Linked DNA regions of Homo sapiens: all the other regions are linked to region 3. A link is a contact called in ENCODE Hi-C or POLR2A ChIA-PET data. All regions are on one chromosome and are shown on one strand. Each heading gives the region's core, a stretch centred on a gene start or an enhancer-like site at or near the end of the contact. The rest is flanking DNA. Distances are from core to core; before and after follow the strand shown. Region 1 holds the start of GLS (glutaminase). Region 2 holds the start of STAT4-AS1 (STAT4 antisense RNA 1). Region 3 has its middle 15 kb from the start of LINC01827.

Region 1 (4,327 bases), core at 236-2,735, 4.7 Mb before region 3:
GTACAGCCAGATTTCCTAATTATTAATCTATTGAAATATTTTACAGTTCACTAGATTACTAAATCCGGTTATCAATTAATGATGCACCTGACATACACCCTTCTAGTTTCATAAAAATCACCTCATTAGGCCGGGCGTGGTGGCTCACGCCTGTAATCCCAGCAATTTGGGAGGCCCAGGGGGTGCAGATCCCTCGAAACCAGCCTGGGCAACCTGGCGAAACCCCGTCTCTACCAAAAATACAAAAAAAAAAAAAAAAAAAAGCAGGTGCTGGCTGAGGTGGGAGGATCACCGGGGCCCCTGAGTTCAAGGCTGCAGTAAGCCGTGATCGCGCCACTGCACTTCAGCCTGGGCGACAGAGTGAGACCCTTTCTCAAAACGAACACACACAACAACACAGTAACAACACACCAACCCCCAAAACATCTTATTAAACTCTGTGGATCTACTCCATTTAAACCTAATTGTTTCAGGAAATAGTCTAAAAACATTTTTTTGTCCTGGAATGTAATGTGTATGTAGCCTCAGGGAATAACTCAGTTTATCAGGTTCTTGGCTGTTTTTCCACAGGTCCAAAAGGATAAATGGATAAAGTGATGCTGAAATAACTTAGAGAACCCGTATTCCAACGCTTCTATTTTAAAACAGTGAAGCAGTTTTTAAAATAGAAAAGTATCTACAGTTTTGCTTTCAAGCAAATAGCGTTAACGGAATCATTGCTATTCAAAACTATTTTTGAAGTATCGGTGTACATTTAAAAAAAATAATTTTTAAAAAAGAAAGCTGTCGTATTCTGGATTCCGCAACCCCCCCACCCCGCCTCGCCACTCGTCGCCCTCCCTCCACCTCCACCCTCCCATGGCTTAAGTCGCATAGCTGAAAGGATTTTGCTCATTTTTTCCAAAACACTTCACGTCTGGGTAGTAGCCAATCATGGAAAGTTTCAAGCAAATGTTACATTTGGGAGAGGGATGAAGCTTGTCCGGGGCTGCTCTCGGAGGAGTCGCCAGACGCCCTGACCTGGGGGCCAGATGCGAGCTGGGATCGGCTGAGTTCCGACAGCTCGGCCAGACTCAGCCCTGCCAAACCTGCTGACCTCACTGCCCTCGGCTGCGGGGGATCTCGCCCATGAGTCTCCCCAACAGCTCGAATTCCCAGAGTGGAGGAGCCCACTGCTTCATAAATGCGAGAACCCAGAGCCCCTAGTACCCAACTAGGCTAGCCTCGGAGTTGGCACGGCGTGCAGAAAGTGGCTACTGAGCAGCCGGGCCTGGCTCACCCGCTTCACACGTCAGTTTGACTCCTCTCCCCGCCCCCCACCAATCCCCCGCCCTACTCTCCGCGCACCCAGAGCCGAGAGAAATTTGACTGCCCTAATCGCCAATCAAAAGAGAGGTCGAGGATTTGAGCCAATCGCAGCGGGCGAAAGGGGCGGGCCGTCGGCGAGCGCTGAAGGTCTCTAGCCCTCCCCTGCGCTTTAGCCTCAGTGCGGAGCCTTAGGCGGAGCGAAGAGAACCGGTCGCGGCAATCCTAGCGCGCAGCAGCAGCAGCAGCAGCAGCAGCAGCAGCAGCAGCAGCAGCAGCACCCGCATCCGCTGCGGGAGTCCGAGCCGGAACCACACCCAAGTAGCTGCCCTTTCCTCTTCTGTCATCTCACCGCCCCACCACAGACCGCGTTCCCCGAGGAAACCGGCCGCCCACGCCCGGAGCATCCTCCCCTGTTGAGCGGGCGCTGACGGACCCGGCGGCATGATGCGGCTGCGAGGCTCGGGGATGCTGCGGGACCTGCTCCTGCGGTCGCCCGCCGGCGTGAGCGCGACTCTGCGGCGGGCACAGCCCTTGGTCACCCTGTGCCGGCGTCCCCGAGGCGGGGGACGGCCGGCCGCGGGCCCGGCTGCCGCCGCGCGACTCCACCCGTGGTGGGGCGGGGGCGGCTGGCCGGCGGAGCCCCTCGCGCGGGGCCTGTCCAGCTCTCCTTCGGAGATCTTGCAGGAGCTGGGCAAGGGGAGCACGCATCCGCAGCCCGGGGTGTCGCCACCCGCTGCCCCGGCGGCGCCCGGCCCCAAGGACGGCCCCGGGGAGACGGACGCGTTTGGCAACAGCGAGGGCAAAGAGCTGGTGGCCTCAGGTGAAAAGTGAGTGTCTCCGCGAGGCGCAGGAGGCCTCGTTCCTTTCGGGGCCCGGGCTCAGGCTGTGTGGGGCCCTGCGGTGGGGCGGGATAGGAGCCGAGGGTCTAGAAAAGAGAAAGAAAGAGGTGCCGGGCGGCCTGCGCCGTCTGCGCCATGTGATTAGGCCCGGCCCCGCCCGCGCCTTCCCCGCCCGCAACCCTCCGCCAGGCACCCACTTCCCTTCTCCGCCCCCGGCGGGGGTCGCCCTGGTGGGGCCGCGGTGGGGCCTGATGGGCTCGCCTGGCGTCCCCAGCGCCAGAGAGGCCGCTCCCCTGCCCGCGCTGCGTGCTCAGCTCCCTGGCTTGCGGCTGCAGCGCCTGGCCGCCCGCCCCAGCCATTCGTGGGCGATGCTGCACGAACATCTCCACCGAGTGACATTTAGGAGTTGGGCGTTCAGCAGAGCCTTTACCTTCCTGACTTGTCGCTTTTCCTGGCTCGTTTCCGCTCTGCCTGCCCTCCCTTGGTTTCTGCCATCATCCGGTTGGAAGCCAGATGTGACAGAGAGCTCTTTATATTTCGGGAGTGGCTACCTCAGGCACGTGTAGAGCCATCTGGGGCACCGGAAACAATGTTTCAGAAGTGAGATTAGGAGGAATCCGGTCATGTGGCCGAGAAGATGGGGCACGCAGTATAGACCACCTGTTTGCATAAGGGACCAGCTTTGGCTTGTCAGGTCTTCCGTGAGATGGGGAGATTTTTAGAAATAAAAGTTAAATAGCCAAGATGAAATGTGACGTAATACACTAACTCAGTGAAAAATCTGAGTTGAGTAGGTTTTGTGACTTCATTGTGATAGGATGTTGACTCATCCTGTATGTGTACGGCACAGTAGTTTAGTCTTAAAGCAAAACTGGTTTTTCTTAAACAATATGCAAAGCAGTCTCCTATATATTTTTGTCTTGTGTAATACAAATGGACCACTTTGTTTTCCCAAAATGGGTAAAAATTTACGGATCTGCTTTCATTATACCTTACTCTTTTTCTGGCTTTGTACGCTGACACTCTAACCTGTTTTGCTTCCCTTTTATTTCTGCTGCTATTTCCAGCTCTAGAGTTCCTTAAGTCAAACTGAAAGTGAGAACATTGTTATAATTTCAATCTCACGCCTGCTTGATGTTTTCCTGTAATTGAAGTTGGGACCTTCCAGAAACTTTTCTAAAGTTCTTCTCCCAGACTGAAAAAGATTATTTGAAAAAAATCACTTGATGATGGGCGAAATTTGTGGTATTTTGTGATGTTGGTTTTGTGCCACAAAATAGCGTCCTGACCATGGACAGGTTATTTAATATCTTGGGTTAGATGACTTAAATCCTTTCAAGTTCTAAAAAGCTATACTTCTGTTAAATTTGTACTTCTCTCATGTTTTAGGGACTAGAATGATAATTTAATCTCATCTGGGACTCACTTTTACTTTAACATCATCCGGTTTACCAAGGAAGTAACGAGTTTACATGCAAGTGCCCAAGGTACAGAATTGCAAAATGCAGTCACAACCGTTTAAAAGTTCATCTTAAAGGCTACAAGATGGGAACTGCATTCTAGTAAAATTATGTCTTCAGGTCTGTGTCTCTGCAGTGGCTCTAGTGCCTCTCTTTTTTTTCCTCTTTTGTCAAACAGGAAATTGAGCTTCTTCTGTGATTCACTTGTCCAGAAGTTTCTGGTTTCATTGCCTTTTTAATAAAAAATCACCTTTTAGCAAGGGCCTCAAGGTTGTGAAGAAAGTTTTTTAATTTGGTTAAAGTTTCTATTTCCTTAATGATCTGGTTTCCAAATGTAGCTTTCCCTCTTTGGCTCCTTTCATTTTGCCTTTATGTGACAAACATTTCTCTTATCCTGGGAGGTAAGCTCCCAGTTGATCCTGTTATCCTTTCTAATGCTTAGCCTGCAAAGCATAGGTCATCCCTCAGTCAGCAGTCCACCTGGTATGCTAGCACTCACTCAGGACTGTGCCAGATTTTATGTAGTATTATTAAAAGAAATAACCATGAGAAAATTAAATTAACATTTTGTAAAAGGCTTAGAACAATATTTGGCGTGTGTTAAATGACACATAACTATTTATTAAATAAATGAGAAAACATTGCTTCTTCATTATTGTAAAGCCTGTTAAAGAGATTGGCCTTGGAATTTCAGGCTTGCACATGAAGGTTTTTAATTTT
Region 2 (4,088 bases), core at 352-2,851, 4.5 Mb before region 3:
AACTGAATTTTCCAACTGTCAGTTAAAGCACAATTCATATAGTAGAATATCAAAGTTAGGCTCTCAAAGACTATTTAATTTCACATTGGAAAATATCCACGTATAAAATTAAATGAAAATGAAGGAAAGAAAACATAGACAGTATTATCCTATTATTGTAATAATATATAGAAATGTAAATAAATGGAAACAGAGAGGGAGAAGGAAAAATACTCTAAAATGTTAATGTGTCTGGGTAGTAAGATATGTCTATGTAATTTATTTTCAGTGTTTACCATGAGCACTATCACATTCGCGGTCAAAAACCGCTCAGGAACGCTTTGGAGCCCTAGCTTTCCGAGCGCAGGTAGAGCAGCCCGGGCCCGCCCACGCCCCTGGCTTTGCGCGGTGCAGTTTGAACCGCTTCGGAAACAGCTGGCCCGGCGCGCGCGGCGGGAGGGACGCGAGTGCTCGGAAGAGCCGCCCCACGTGCTTTCGGGGAAACTGCCCGGGAGCGAGAAGGACTGGGATTGAGAGGAAACCGAAAAGCGAAAGTTAGAGCCTGCGGGAGCAGTACGCAGGCGCAGCACGCAGGCGCAGCGGGGCTTTCCCGCAGCCCGCTTCCTCCCAACGGTTTCTCCCTGGCGGCGGGCGCACTGCTCGCACGCTCGCCCTGGGGCTGCAGATCGGCTTGCGGGACGGGGTCCCAGAGAGGCCGGTCCACGCGGCCCGCACGCGCGAGTGTTAGCTCTGCACACGACGGAAGGCGGAGGCGCGGGTGGCTGCCGTTTCACCTTAGAGGGAGGGAGGGAAACGTGTCCTGATTTCTGCACCTAAGGTGCTGGAAACCTTACCCTTGCACTTCCACCGTTTCTTTCCTTGTCCTGAAAAGGTCTCTTTTACCCGCTTCACTTCGCTATCTACACAGTTTGCACTTGCACTGACTCAGATCTTGTCCTGTCTGGTAAGCTGTGACCCTCAGCCAGCCTGGGTAGCTGCCCTTGAACCAGAGGTTGGGGTCTGGCAGTTTCTATAGGCGTCCTCAGGCTCGGTCTGCAAGGGGCTTGCCTCTTTCTTCTGGGGTCTTCTCGCCCCCATGCCTTCTCAGTTGTGGTGATTATACCAGAAGGAACGTGGGAGAAGTATAATGGAGAATGCTTAGTCACTGGACAATGATTTCGAAAGTTCGGCTGGCTGAGGAAACAAGAGTTTTGTGTAATGTCTGTGACTTACTCAATGGTTCTAGGAGGCACGAGACTGAGTTTCTTTGGGCTCTGCTCGCCTACTCTTAAGGGGCTCTACCTTCTTAGGGTGAACTCGGCACCCACCTAGAACCTCCAGTGTGTGAAAGGGCCTACCTACCTCATTGGGCCCCAACCTCCAGCCTCTTGTGAGAGTGACGACCAGCCCCAAAATGGCTGCACACAAACAAGACCCTAAGGTACAGAGTCCTACTATGCAAATAGACGTTTATTTTCCCCTGTTAGAACAACACAGGACCAGCTATGTAATTTGCAGGGAGGGCCCGTTGCAAAATGAAAATGTGGGGTCCCTTACTCAAAATTAATGAAGAATTTCAAGAAGGCAACAGGAGAGCATGAAGCCAAGCGTGGAGCCCTTCTGAGTGCCTGCCCTGTGGAAGCCAGACCTAGGTGGGGAATTTGGGGGCATTTCTTGTATAGCAACCTTGTTCGATGTTCACTTAAATGAAGAAACAAATTTTATAACACCACTCACCTGTTTAAAAGCCTCTGCTGGCTTCAATTTGCAATAAGAATCCAGGGCCCGCCAATTTGGGCTCACCTACCCCTCTTACTCATCTTATCTCACCCCATACTTCACTAGGCTCCCCTCAATCCCCTTAGCCTCTTTCTGTTCCTCAGATACCCCAAGTTTTTACCTGCCTGAGCCCTATGCATACATACACTGGTCTTTTGGGATGCTGTTTTCCTGACTGTGTTCATGGACTGCCTCCTTCCCATTCTCTAGGTCTCAGTTCAGTCATCATCTCCTCAAAGACACCCTCATTGATTGCTTCTTCCAGTGACTGTATCACACTTGCAATCCTCATAACACTTGTTAAACCTATCCCTGTTTATTATTTGTCTGTTTTCATCTCTCCTCGCCAGCGTGTAAGTTCACAACAGGAGGGAGTTTGTTCTGTGTTAACAGCCTTTTCCATCCAGTATTCCATGAGACAATTCAGTCTAATCCCCCAGGGTATCTATGTGTGTAATGAATTCCCTGCTCTCCTGTATATCTAGAATGTCACTGTATGCCATCCCTGGGAGAACTGAGAAAATCGTCAAGCAAATCACTTTCTGTGTCTTGTGGTTCAGAAACCCTGGTTAAGCAAAGCAATGCCTGATACAGGCATTTTCAAATATTTCAAAAATATTTTTTGAATGAATAAATGAACGTCACTGACCAACACTGAGATCAGGAATCACAGGTTAATTCAGCCATTCAGATCTCAGCACTGGCTCTAAGACCTATCGAGCCACAATTGAGGGGGGAAGAGAATAATGAGCATGCATAGCGCAAAAAACTTCCCTAAAGGACTTTTAATGAGAGCTCTACTCCTTCACACCCCTTCCAACCTCTCCCCTCTCTCTGCCCTCTCTGGACGGCAGAGTTCTTTCCGTTTGCGGCAGTCTATCAGTCTGTGAGATGTCTAAGAAGATGACTGTCAAGCCTGACATAAGAGTGTTGTGGAGGACTTTTTTTTTTTTTGAGTCGGAGTCTTGCTCTGTCGCCCAGACTGTAGTGCAGTGGTGCCATCTCGGCTCACTGCAAGCTCTGCCTCCCGGGTTCATGCCATTCTTTGTGGAGGACTTTTACTAGGGGCAGAAGTAGTAATGCCCTTGAGTGTAATGGAGAGTTTAGGGGAAATTTCAGGAACACTTGGTTCATCTATGAGTAGGTAGATGTCTAGGATGTTAGGCATGCATGAGATAATACCTAGCATCAAAGGGAAGTTAGAGTGAGCTTATAAACTGTAATTCTAGACAATGTCTATTGGAAGTTCAGGGTGAGGTAGGGAGGAAGTCCTCTCTGTGTGATCAAAAGCAAGTGTGTTTTGGTTAATCAGGATGAAGCATAACATTGGGGGCTGTTTCATGATTTTAGAGTTTGGAGCTGTTAGGAAGAGAATTTCAGCTTAGTTTTGCAGGCAGCCCAAGGAGCAAAGGAAAGGAAGGAACTAATGACTGTTCTTGATGTGTCCAAACACCAAATCATTAATAAATATTTATTCAGGGCCAGATTGTACTAGATTCCAGGGATATAACTGTGAGCAGGGCTGTCTTGGTCCATGTACATACAGAGCTTGCTTAGAGTCTATTGAGGAAAATAGATGATATCATTTACACCAAAGGAGATAAGCACTGTGCCGGGGATGTAGAGGATGCTATGGAGGAAGCGTGGCATGACCTGAGCCATGCGCACACATGCGTGTGTGTGTGTGTGTGTATGTATGTGTGTGTGTTTGGCAGGAAGGCTTTCCAGAGCCTGAAGAATGCGTAAACATTATCCAGGTGCAGGGATATATGGGATGGGGTTGGAGAATTGAGAGGATGTGGCAGGGGAAACAGAGAGAACATGGGCCATCAAAGAAACTGAAAGTAGTTCAGTCAGTCTTGTGTGCAGATGTTTTGGTGGATAAGAAGCTGTTGGGGAGGAGTGAAGAGAGATGAGTTGAAGACTAAGAGGGGACTAAATAATACGTGACTTTGGAAAGATCTGTTGCGAATTGTGGTCTTTATCCAAAGCTGGGATTCTTAACTAGTTTTTGTGACATGGACCTCTTTGGCAGTCTGATGAAACCTGTAAGTTTTTCAGAAAATAATGTTTTTAGTTGAATAAGATAAGATGCATAAGATTCAAAAGAAAACCAATTACATTGAAATACTGATATCGGGCCAACTTTGTGATATATTAAAACCAACTTTGTGACATAGTAATATAAATGATTCTTTTTTTTTCTTTTTTTTGAGACAGAGTCTCACTCTGTCACCCAGGCTGGAGTGAAGTGGCATGAGCACGGTTGGCTGCAGCCAAGACCTCCTGGGCGATCCTCTCACCTCAGCCTCCAGAGTAGCTGGGACCAT
Region 3 (4,168 bases), core at 851-3,350:
GGTCTCACTTTACACACTGAGGAAGGCAGGATTTATTGACCTAAACAAAAATCTTTAAGAGCCCTCTTGCTCTATTATTTTCTAATTCTTCAGTTTATCTATTGCATTTTCTCCTTTATTTTTATTATTTTTTGAAATATGATTTTTGGCACATTGATTTAATTTTCTAGTGGTTAAATTATTTGAGACATCATTTAAATTCTTTAAAAATCAGGCCAGGTGTAGTGGCTCATGACTGTAATTCCAGCACTTTGGGAGGCCAAGGCGGGCAGATCACTTGAGGTCAGGAGTTTGAGACCAGCCTGGCCAACATAGTGAAATCCCATCTCTACTAAATAAATAAATAAATAATTTAAAAATCTAAAAAGGAGGCAAGCATGGAGGCTCACACCTGTAATCTCAGCTACTTAGGAGACAAAGGCAGGAGGATCACTTGAGTTCAGGAGTTTGAGACCAGCCTTGGCAATATAGCAAGAAACCATCTCTAAAAAAAAAAAAAAAAATGAAAAGAAAAGAAACAAAAAAAACTAAAAAGGATATAAACTTTTGATTCTAATGCTTTATATAGCAAACATATGATTTAGAATAATTTAAATTATTACATTCAAAATATGTGTTTACTTCAAATATATTTTCAGAAACCTTAAACAATAAAAGTAAATAAATAATGCTTTTTAGCCTCATCCATCTAAAAGCAGGTAGATGGGGAGATGACTCATGACCCAGAACCCCAAGATTCTCAGGTCATGGTCACCTTTTGCCACTCTCACCACCACCTCCAACAAAGCAGTGGAAAAGCCTATATGCTGACCTTGTGGTCCAAGGAGATTTAAAGTGTGGTGGGGCATTGTGGGTTGAACAGTATCCCCAAAAAGATTTGCTCAAGTCTGAACCCCTAAAACCTACAAATGGGACCTTATTTGGAAACAAATAAGAGCCTCGGTGATATAATCAAGTTAAGATGAGGTTATACTGCATTAGAGTATATTTACGGAAAGAGGTATGAACATTCTGACAATCAGTATACACTACTGGTAGGAGTGTAAATTCGTTCAACCCTTGTGAAAAGCAGCATGGCAATTCCTCAAAGAGCTAAAAGCAGAACTACCATTCTACCCAGCAATCCCATATATATCCAGAAGAATATAAATCATTCTACCATAAAGACACACACATGCAAATGTTTATTGCAGCACTATTCACAATAGCAAAGATATAGAATCAACCCAAATGACCATCAATGACAGATTGGATAAAGAGAATGTGATACTTATATACCAGGGAATACTATGCAGCTATAAAAAAAGAACAAGATCATGTCTTTTGCGGGAACATGGATGGAGCTGGAGACTATTATCCTTAGCAAACTAATGGAGGAACAGAAAACCAAATACAATATGTTCTCACTTATAAGTAGGAGCTAAATGATAAGAACTACGAACACAAAGAAGGAAACAAAAGACACTGGGACCTACTTAAGTGGGGAGGGCATCAGGAGGGAAAGAAGCAGAAAAGGTAACTATTGGGTACTTGGCCTAACACTTGGATGATAAAATAATGCATACAACAAACTCCCATGACATTGGTTTACCTATGTAACAAACCTTCCCATGTACCCCACAAACCTAAAATTAAAAGTTTAAACAAGGGGAAAATTTAGACATACACAGAGACAGGGCCATTTGATGATGGAGACAGAGATTGGAGGGTTGCAGCTGCAAGCCAAGCAATGCCAAAAATGTCAGCAAGCACCAGAAGCTAGGGGAGCGGCCCAGGTCAGTTTCTCCCTTAGGGCCTCCAAAAGGAACCAACCCTACCAACGCTGATTTTAGACTCCCAGCCTCCACAACCGTGAAACAAATACAGATGTTTAAGCAACCCAGTTTGTGGTGTCTTGTTACAGCAGCCCTAGGAAACTAAAACTGGGAGCATCAAAGCCATTTCCTGCTCTATTGTGTCCTCGTCCCACAGATGAGCCTAGAAATGCCTGACTTGGCTATGTAAAAATACAGAGAACTTGCCACTTTCATGAGAGGCTGACTGCTCATGAACTGTCACAGGACAGGTGCACTTCATCAGCCTCAGCTCATGCTTTACTCATGGTCTTTGTTGGTTCCTTTGAAAGCAGGATGTGGTTTGCCCCAGCTTCCCTCCTTCTTGGAACCAGCATGTAACGCATACTTGTTTTGAGAGTTTTTTTTTTATTATTATTACTATTGCAGAGAAACAGGGCTTTAAAAAGATTCAAAAGCATTTCAAAACTATGAAAATCTCCCAAATATATAAGTGGTATATGTGGGCTTTGCTGAGATGTCATTGCAGTTTGGCCTGTTTATTGTCATCTGGTACCTGCTCCATAAGGATGACAGTTATTATTTGTAGAATCATTCCATGAGCCACTTCTAAAGATGCAGCTTTATTAGGCCACTGAAAATGGAAAGATGAGATACAGTCTCTGATCTCACAGAAATTACACTTCAGAAGGGACAGAAATATTTAAGCAAATCAGGGCAATAGGTGTTAAAAATTAAAAAGTGTACGTGGCATATTGAGGTGGCATAAGTTAGGTATCATTAATAATTTCAAGAATAAAATGATCTTGAATTGAGATTTGGAAAATATAGATATTTGTCAAGTAGGCGAGGCGAGAAAGGGCATTCCAGCATGGGCAATGGTCCAGGTATGTACACACACATACACACTCACACACACATTGGCAAATTTGAGGGAACTGCAAGTAGTTTATTGTGGGTAGAGTAATATAAAATAGAATTGAAAGCAAGTTTTTTAAAATGAGCCTAAGGGAATACGATAGTAGCAAGAGAGAACTTTGTTCAGAAAATTATTGCATACGTTTCTATTTTTTTTTTCTTGTTTTTGAGACAGGGTCTCACTCAGTCGCCCAGGCTGGAGTGCAGTGGCAAGATCTCAGCTCACTGCAGCCTTGACCTCCCGAGCTCAAGCGTTCCTGCCACCTCAGCCTCCCAAGTAAGTTTCTGAGACTATAGGTGTGCGACACGAAGCCCAGCTAATTTTTTTTTTTTTTTTTTTTTTTTTTGTAGAGACTGGGTTTTGCCATGTTGCTCAGGCTGGTTTTAAACTCCTGAGCTCAAGTGGTCTGCCCACCTCAGCCTCCCAAAGTGCTAGGATTACAGGTGTGAGCCACCATATCCAGCCAGGTTTCTATAGTTTTTTTTTAATAGGTAGCTTTCACATGTGACTCCATGCATCAGAGTAGGTAATTCAAAGAAGAGAACCTCATCAGTTAAGACTCACAATATCATAAGGTAAAAACTAATCCTTTGCTCAAAAGAATGAGAAAAATATTTACTATAATCCCAAAGTGTAGTTGTGGTGGCAGAAGGGAAGAAGAGAAAGGAACAGAAATGAAACAAAAATGATCAGGAGGTAGAGTACACTGGACAAAATAACTGTAGGATGGCTCCCAGTTTTCTTGCATTGGTGACAAGGAGAATGGAGACACTGTAAGCTAAAGGCAAGAAAGACAGTGAGTTCAGTTGTGGGAATATCAACTGTTTAATACCCTATGGGGAAATACTAGTAAAGTTGTCCAGTGAGCATCAGGGATGACGAACTCAGATGACAGGCATGATTGGAATTAGAGATATCAAATGAGCTTATAGTTAGAAGTTGAAGCTAAAAAAAAAAAATGGATAAGCTCAGTCAAATGGGCTTGTAGACTAAGAAAAGAAGGTATGTAATGATTAAGAGCATAGGCTCTGGAGCCAAAATGCTAGCGTCTGGATCATAGCTCCATTACTAGCTAGCCATGTGATCTTAGGCAAATTAACTTCTCTGTTTCAGTTCCTGCAATTATGAGGTTGTGAAAATTAACTGAGTTATTTTATGTAATGTACTTAGAAGTGTGCCTGACCCATAGTAAATATTCAATAATCTGTGAAGAGAGAAAATGGGGACATGGGAAAAGAGAGAGGCAGAGACAGAAAAAGATTGGTGAGAAAGACAGCCAAGGAAAAAAGCGCAATGAAAAGCAGTATACAAGCAGTGGACAAAGAGAAGGGGGCTATAAGAAAGGCTGGAAAGGTGCTAAAGGACGAAAGAAATTAAAACCAGCAAGGAATGTAAGAATCTCAAGATGAAGTGTTGGTTCAAAAGTTGGATCTTGCTGGGTGCGGTGGCTCACGCC

What was found. Hi-C counts contacts between places; a loop is a spot of excess contacts on that map. ChIA-PET counts read pairs that join two places held with the same protein, here RNA polymerase II (POLR2A). Pooled maps may share reads with other maps.
Region 1: a loop to region 3 is called in a map with no recorded cell type, with 19 times the contacts of the local background. The contact joins the promoter of GLS here to the enhancer-like site in region 3. A Hi-C loop is called at or near these places in 3 of 37 single-sample maps with no recorded cell type and 7 of 50 pooled maps. POLR2A ChIA-PET finds 5 or more read pairs at or near these places in 1 of 52 experiments (BJ).
Region 2: a map with no recorded cell type shows a loop between it and region 3 (17-fold over the local background). The contact joins the promoter of STAT4-AS1 here to the enhancer-like site in region 3. A Hi-C loop is called at or near these places in 2 of 37 single-sample maps with no recorded cell type and 8 of 50 pooled maps. POLR2A ChIA-PET finds 5 or more read pairs at or near these places in 1 of 52 experiments (OCI-LY7).

The regions. Positions count from the first base shown.
Region 1 is chr2:190,879,336-190,883,662 of GRCh38, forward strand. GLS (glutaminase) reads left to right here and starts at 1,486. Exons shown (of 18, transcript NM_014905.5): 1 at 1,486-2,135. The coding sequence starts at 1,750. LOC124906110 (a long non-coding RNA gene) reads right to left here and starts at 2,653. Exons shown (of 2, transcript XR_007087791.1): 1 at 2,578-2,653; 2 at 1-2,233. RefSeq lists enhancers at 874-1,013, 2,410-3,609, 2,774-2,963 and silencers at 1,284-1,543, 1,884-1,943, 1,994-2,083, 2,144-2,453.
Region 2 is chr2:191,019,925-191,024,012 of GRCh38, forward strand. STAT4-AS1 (STAT4 antisense RNA 1) reads left to right here and starts at 1,602. Exons shown (of 3, transcript NR_136318.1): 1 at 1,602-1,631. It overlaps LOC124900514 (a long non-coding RNA gene), which reads left to right and starts at 619. Exons shown (of 2, transcript XR_007087796.1): 1 at 619-1,420. LOC107985785 (a long non-coding RNA gene) reads right to left here. Exons shown (of 2, transcript XR_001739163.1): 2 at 3,216-3,804. RefSeq lists enhancers at 282-731, 875-1,492.
Region 3 is chr2:195,557,696-195,561,863 of GRCh38, forward strand. No RefSeq gene overlaps it. Among named protein-coding and RNA genes, the nearest start is that of LINC01827, 15 kb to the right of the region's middle. RefSeq lists an enhancer at 1,916-1,965. Within about 2 kb of position 2,101, at least 13 of the 41 ENCODE cell types and tissues checked have a DNase peak (open chromatin) inside an H3K27ac peak, as active enhancers do; they include OCI-LY7, where a contact is called at or near this core.